Linked DNA regions of Homo sapiens: region 2 is linked to region 1. The links are chromatin loops, found by intact Hi-C in ENCODE. Cell type or tissue: heart right ventricle. All regions are shown on one strand.

Region 1 (4,000 bases):
TCTCAAAATGATTGTCTATTCTTGACAATTTTATAGCTTCTTTATAAAAACTTTTAACATCATTATTCTGTAGGAATTAATAAATGAGTTTCTAGGTTGCAAATAAGTAGAATACAATTTGGAGCAGAATATGCTTTAGGAATCAAACTCACCTCTAAAATGTAAAGAGAATGTGTTTGACTCAGATAATGAAATGAAGAAAAAAACTGGCATTTCTGTTAATACATTTTAGATCACTTTTCTTATAATCACAATGACTTCTATAATGAAAAAAAAGTCCATTTGTCTTCAAGTAGAAAAGATTCTGCCACTTATCCATTTACCTATTTTAACTTTCTTTTTTATTTTTTTACATATTTAGTTTTGCACAGAAAATACCTACATTGATGTTTTTATGTTTGAGAAGTGTGCTTGTGACTATTTGCCAAATGCAAGTTGTTTTTTTTTTTTCTTTTTTTTCTCAGTTTCTGTATCACTTCTGGTTTCTCGCTTCTCCTAAATCCAGATAGGTTTCAACCGTAAGCCAGTAATACAGATTGTGAAACAATTATTGATTGATCAGCAAGCTTACATCGCCATAAAAAGTCTCTAACGACAGATGTGTAAGAGGAGTGAGGTAAATGTGACTATTCTCATCCCACAGCTGATGACACCATGTCCGTAGCAGCTCACACAAGGGCTCATGGGTAAGGTCAGGCATAAAACTTGGGCGTTTTGAATTCTTGGTCATTGCTGTTTGTATGACGGTATATACCAACTTAAGAACTTCTGACATGTGCAATAATATTTAGCCAGAAAACATTGATTCTGACTCGAAAACAGCAGGCATGTGATCATTACAGGAATTGTAGAAGGACATAATTCCCAAGTCCACAAATTGTGACTGCTAGTGAGATAGAAAATACAGGAACCTATCAAAGAAAAGAGAGATGTAAGACCAAATTGCTAGGGAGTTCCTGAAAGAAGATAAAAAATAAAACTGTGATGAATAAAAGGAAGCAAAAGAGACAGAGGTTAAATAATAGGGCATAGGAATTCAAAAATAAACCTTAAGATAATAAATATAGTTGCATAAAACCAAGAGAGTTACTTCTCACAACTGTACCATGAATGGATACATAAGGTTACAGTGATGCAATCCCTAAAGAATACTTGGAATCATCTGCAAAGTCATGACCATTTGGATAATGGGAGCACTTTCAGCTCAGGGATAAGACATTTGACACACTTATTTAAAAGATTTAACTTATAGCATAATTAACAAATATTCTTATGTTAATGTAATTTGTTAAAATTGCTACATATAAGGATGTGTGTAATAATATGACACCGTAGCAGTATTCCATGAACACACTACCTGAGGAAATTGCATTTCAGAGGACAGTCAGCATTACTAAAGATGATTAATGTTGATTATAAATTCCAACACCATACTTATTCAATGTGAAATCATCACAAACTCTCTCCCCTCCCCTGCTGGCAATAGGACTAATAAGATGGCAAGCTCAGGACAATCAGGAAGCTGCTGACATGGTTTCTTTGCTAGAAAATTAGTGCTACCATCAACAAAATAAGGGCATCTGGAGCGGCTGGTTGACCTGGGGAGAGATGAAGGATAGACATGGGCGGCCATGACTACGCTTGAGAACGTTTCTTTATGGAAGCTTCATCAATGAACACGTGTGTAGGCTCTGCAAAGCCGGGTCTCCCCAGGGTCAGTCTCAGCTCAACATCACACTAAAGACATCATCATCTAAAGTTAATGTTCTTGGAAAATAATCTATCCATTTATTTTAGATCTTCTTCAAGTGATGAATCAGGGGGTGACATAGTCATTCACACATCTCAAATTTCCAAAAATGTTCTTCAGACATTGCTCGCTTTCCCCCATATTTCACACTTCTGTGTGTAATTTAACAGCAGCTGTTAAATTTCTTTCCCCCTTGTTTCTTCTTATGTCTTTGCTAGGATGATGCTTGTTTTCCTTCCCTCCCTCTGTGCCCCTGTCCCCACCTCCACTGCTCACAAAGGCTCAGGCTTTGAAAAGTGAGCCCCTCTTCCTCTCACTGGGGTCTTGGAACTGCCTTCTGCTCCTGCTTTGAATTTTCAAGTGAGCACAACTGGGCTGGAAATGTGTGAAACACAACCTCCGTCACATCAATTTCCCCCTAAGAAAACTATTTATCATAAAATTCTCTCTCAGACAATTGGGTAAAAGCAAAAGACAATGTTACTTGTATTCTTCTAACTAATAAGCCATCTCTCTTTGGCTTCACCTTCTGTACCCTTGGGGACAGAAGGCTGTGAATCAGCCTCCAAGTCACCACATTTCTCTGGGTGCTCCTCGGAGCTGCTATCCCGGAGCTGCTCCAGTGTTCTCTGCCCCCTACACTTCTCGTCCTTGTGCCTTTCACCAGCACACTCAAAAACTGATGTGCTATTTGCTTTTTGGTTTTGCTATTTGTTTTTGTTTTCTGACTCCTGCCTGGCCCTTCTTGTAATTCAAATTTCCTTTAAACAAGCAGACCGCACTAAGGACTGGAGGGAAAGCCCTGGCCCAAGGTCTGGCTTCCACTACAGGGCAGGGCAAAGCCTTGAATGACCAGAGTGTTCCTTCCAGAACTTCCTTTCTCTGTCCAGGAAAAACTTAAAATCTTAAAGCAATCGGATGGGTATGGAATTTTTTCTGAAGACTGATTTCCAGATTGTGACTTCATAAAATAATGTATTAGTTGTGCTAGATGCATGGGAGGAATATGATGCATTATGTTTCCTATTCAGTATAGTTTTGATTGCAGATCCTGCCCCAAAGTACAGTGACAGTCTCATGGTTGTCTACACAGCTTCTCTTAATCAAGAAAAATATTGTCAACTCACCCCTTTAGTATGGTTTTCAGCAAATAACTTCATTCCACTGATGTTCTTTTTCTGTAGGATAAGGGCTATTCAGCCCATACATTTGAAACTGAATCACTGAGTTATTAAGGTTTATTAAAATGTATTATTCCTGAACTAAAATTAGCACTTTTGTGGAGTTCATAGAGGACTCCAATTAACAAACCTTCCATAAAGTCCACCTACTTCACTGCTGGGGGACAACGCAGCTTCCTAGTCAATGCCAGGGAGGAAACCCTGCAGTTGTAGGACGCTTGGCTCTTGTTTGTATCAATATTCTCCTAAGTTGGGGTTTAAAATGGCAGCTCTCCATTTAAAAAAATTAAATAGTACACTCTAATCATTTTCAAGTTAAGCACTTTGACTTGGTTAATCCATAATGTGATTTTATCAATTTGCATTAAGTGCTCTTAAACATGTGTGTGTGACGGCAAAATTGTTCAGCATCCTTATCTCATTATGAAGAAAGTTTTAACATTATCTCTCCAAAAATTTCTTTGGACATGACATTTCTTTGTGTGTCACTGATATCTTTTTCAGAGAAAAGTGGGGAAAAGGAGATTTTGGATTGTGGAAATTTTTGCTCCTTCTTACTTGCACTCTCATTTAAAAAGTATAAAATCACTGTTCTGGAAAGCAATGGATTAGTAGGAATGAGTTGTTGGTAGTGGCAGTAAGAATAGCAATCACATACTCTAAGCTTATAAATATTTTCTTAATTATTAGGTTGGTGCAAAAGTAATTGCAAACATTATGTTGGTGCGATTACTTTTTCACCAATCTAATATTTTTCTTTTTATATCTCCACTTATTTGCACAGTAAACGTATCCAGGCAATGGTCTTCAATACTGGAAACAGTCTAGATTGTGCCCTTGCATTTGGTAAATGGGACGATTGGTCATTTGTTTGTTCTTTCTCTTCTCTCTGACTCCCTCTCTGCCAGTTTCCTTTCTTCCCTCACTGACCTGACCAGGAACTTTTACAAGCAAAAATTTCTTCTTGTAGAAGGATACAGCAAGACATTCAATTTGAGGTTGCATAGTTGACTTTGATTTCGCCGTTCAGGTTAGCTTGCATTGTTAACAATTGGATGTGGTGGAAGAT
Region 2 (4,000 bases), 90 kb before region 1:
CATTGATATGAGCGTTTGTCAGATGGAGATGTCAATGTTTTATGTTTACTGAGAAAATCAGGTTACAAAAATGCTTCCCAGAATGGATTTCACTAACATTATTCATCATATTACTCAAGTGTTCCCCTGGAAACGCTAGATATCTGTGTTTCATTTTCTTTTATGACCAGTCTTCCATTTTGTAGCAAAGAACTATTACAAATTGACATTTACTTGTATTTTGAGGATTTATAGAGAATGTATAATCCCCCAATAAAAGAAAATGAGCCACTTTCATGGTGTATTTTAGTCTGTTTTCCTAATGTTTGAATTTCAGACAATATTTTAAAGCTTGATGACTTTAAACTTTTTATCTTAACAAAAAAACATTTTTCATCGTTAAAAATAAAACCAGTTTAGTGTGTATATTTTCTTCTGGGCTAATCAGAGCCATAATTACTCAAAATAGTAGCATTACTAACAATTTATTTCTAATAAAATGTTTCAAAATAATAGTCATTTTTATTTTTATATTATTAAGTGAGTATCACAAAATTTTAAAAAGCTATTGGAGTTGTTTCAGCTGGCAACAAATCTATCATTTCTGATCTCAGCATTTCACCCCATGTGGCAACTGCATCGTTCCTGGCTGTAGTCCTAGGTTCATGTAATTTAAAACTTTATATTAATTTGCTAATCATCTGATGGTTTTTTTTAGTATTTCCCAATCATATATTTGAATTCTTTAAACTAAGATGTTCCTAGTTTATTTTAATGTGCATTTCTAATTCCTACTTTTACTTTTGTTTTTAATATTATTTTGTTTCAGATGTGTTTTTAATTTCTGGGTCCAACCTAAACATTAGAAACATCTAATCTATTTATTTTCACCCAATTTTTAAAAAGTTATACTCTCTTAAATCACTTCTATTTTCTTCTATTATTTTTTGAAATCATCAAATTTTAGAATCAGAGGTCATCTTCATGACCATAACAAATCAGGAAATATCATACATGTGACAACACATATGCGAAATCCAAGCCTCCAATCTGTTTCTTGGGCACTGCACATTTACAGTGTTATCAGCATATACATTTATCTTTTCAGAATGATGCCTCACGAAAATTTATTGCAGGCTATACAGAGATAGGTATTCTTTGGAATTCCATCATGCCATATTATATGCTGCAAAGAGTGAGGTAAATAAAATGTGGCTGAAGGGAAGTGGAACAAGCCCGTGCGTGCATGTCATTTCGGAGTAAATAATTCTACAGTCAAAAGCCCAGCCTGTCCACAGGCAAGTCCTGAGTTCACAGCCCAGGAAAGCAGTCTTACAAGGATTGCACCATCTGTTGCCTAAGAAAAGCTAGTGTTTTACTATTTGTTGGTTTGTTAATCAAAATTTTAATTCACGTATTCATTTTTTGTGTAAAAGAACAGATCGTAGGGTGGAGGGTCAAGGTAAGAAAGCAATATAGAAATGTGTATTAAAACTTCTAAAAAATGTTCTAGCAATGGAATATCTCTTTGACCTAAGAAATACAGATGGATCAATTAAACTGTCAAACTCTATGTTGCATGAAGAGAAATAAAAGAACAGCAACCATCAAGACTGTCTTGTAGGCTGAAAGAAAATTATGGCCAGATTAAACCCCACCACTGAGGTTTAGATTAATTTCTAGTTACCCTGGCAGGCCATGGCCCAGGGCAAACCTGAGTAAATTCCTACTCTGTGAACCACCTCTCAGGTTTTGTTCATGGAGAAGGCTACACTTAGCCTCTGATGCCAGTAGAATGGTATACGATTGATTTGACTTGTGTTTTGCCCATATCCTGATTTGTTATAGTCATTATGATGACCTCTAATGCTAAAATTCTAGGATTCTAAAACCAATTTTAAAAATAGAAGGGGGCTGGCCACGCTGGCTCAAGCCTGTAATCCCAGCATTTTGGGAGACCGAGTTTGCAGGATTGCTTAAGGCCAGGAGTTTAAGACCAGCCTGGACAACATAGTAAGACCTCATCTCTACCAATAAAATAAAATAGCCAGACATGGTGGCTCATGCCTGTAGTCAGTCCCAGCTTCTCTGAAGGCCGAGGTGGGAGAATCACTTGAACCCAAGGGTTCAAGGCTGTAGTGAGCTTTGATGGCAACACTGCATTCCAGTAGCCTGGGTGACAGAGACCCTGTATCTTAAAAAAAAAAAAAAAAGGATTCAAGGGAGTACGACTTTTAAAGAAATTGATGCAAGAAAATGAATTAGATATTTCTTGGCTAAATTGGACCTAGAAATTTGAAACATATCTCAAACTTGCTCTTACCTGCCAACTGTTAGGAAAAAATATATATATATATGAGTGAAACGGAGGGAGAAGATTACCCATGGTGAAGCATGCTACCAGGGGCTACAGATATTTTTAATCAATATTAGTGGTATCTTAGACAAAAAGTGTCTGTTGCCAAGCCATGTTAATTAATGATTTTTAAATAGCTATTATTCATCTTTCGTTGTCGCAATAGCATTTGGTTTATGTTGACCTATATTAAAACTTGGTCTCTGTGGTTGGAGTCCAAGTACCATAACATACCTCTATGTTTGTAGTGTCACTTGAGTTTTAGAAGTAGGTGGACATTGGCTGTTTCTGTATGTTTGAACCTAAAATCAGAATAAAGTGTGGGTATGCCTTGGATAGAGGTGTTGCCTATGCTCTTTTCCTCCTTATAGTGTATGTGATAAGGAAACATGACCCCAGCCTCAATTCCCAGGGTAGTCTCTGCATAGGCTGAGCAAACCAGAGCAACCTCATGAACTCTACCAGGAGTGGTTCATAAACTCAGGCCTATGCCAGGCAATGCACAGCCATCCCTTGGTGTATCTGATTGGTCCAAGGGTGGGCATGTGACCTACATTGGCCTAAACTATCTGAACAGAAAGACTTTTATTCTGTGGTTAGGAGAAGCAGTTTTCTGAGTGTTATAACTCTTTATACTAGAAAAAATCTTTCCACCTCTTTGGTTTATTCATTTCAGATTTTTGGCATAATTAAGAGTTCCAGCTAATTGTTTTTATAAAACGTTCCACATTCAGGATCTGTCAATTATTTCTCATAATTAGATTCAAGTATGTGTTTTTTGGCAGCAGTACTCCATACGTAATTATGCATACTTCTGTGAAGTTAAGGAGTCACCAATACCACACTCAGGCTTGATAATTTCCTAGAAGGACTCACATAACTCACTGGAAGCTGTGATACTCGCAGTTACAGTTTATTACAGCAGAATTATATGAATTGAACTCAGCCAAGGGAAGAGGTGCATGGAGCAGAGTCCAGGAGATTCCCAGGTATGCAGCCGCCCTCTGCCAGTGGGATTGTGGGCAGTGCTGTCTCCAAGAAATGATGGGTATGATTTACGTGGAGCGCTGCCAACCAAAGAAGGTCCCAAGCCTTGTGTCTAGAGTGGCCACATACACATCATCGACAAACACCTGCTTGGCTCATCTTTAGAGTCCAACCCCTCCCAACATTGAGGTGACACTGCATGGCCCAAAGCAACACCCAAAATCACACTGTTAGACAATCTGGTGTGGACCAAGACTCCCAGGTACAAAAGACACTTTTATCAGACAGGACATTCTGAGAGCTTAGAGATGACCTCCTGGGTGGCAAAGGCAAAGCACAGGCCTCTCTTTGGGAAAGTTTAGCTTTTTTACTACTATCCATGTCCCTCGGCCAAGGTTCTTTTACAACAAAACAACCATATCTGTTTGAGCATCTACATTTAGTGTAACATTGATATCAATAGTATCCATCTGAATATGGCTAACATTTGGAGAAATCAGTATTGGGCAAGAACAGATTTGTAGAAGCAATTAATTCATCCTATAAAGCCATGTCATAAATTTTCATTTTTTTGTAATAATTTGATAACTCATTGTTCTTCTCTATCTATTGCTATTTGAACTTTACAACAAACTCATTCATAATTACTTAGCATAGAAATTAGATGATGGTTAGCTA

The links. Hi-C counts contacts between places; a loop is a spot of excess contacts. Peaks named below come from ENCODE experiments on the same cell type or tissue, not always from the same donor. Only the 100,000 strongest peaks of a DNase experiment are listed, where the experiment ranks them.
Region 2: a loop joins it to region 1, with 2.1 times the contacts of the local background. A loop is called at or near these places in 3 of 110 quality-filtered maps.

The regions. Positions count from the first base shown.
Region 1 is chr10:4,622,842-4,626,841 of GRCh38, forward strand. No RefSeq gene overlaps it. Among named protein-coding and RNA genes, the nearest start is that of LINC00705, 31 kb to the right of the region's middle. In heart right ventricle, no CTCF peak of the experiment used is centred here; no DNase peak of the experiment used is centred here; H3K27ac peaks cover 374 bases.
Region 2 is chr10:4,532,561-4,536,560 of GRCh38, forward strand. No RefSeq gene overlaps it. Among named protein-coding and RNA genes, the nearest start is that of LINC00705, 120 kb to the right of the region's middle. In heart right ventricle, no CTCF peak of the experiment used is centred here; no DNase peak of the experiment used is centred here.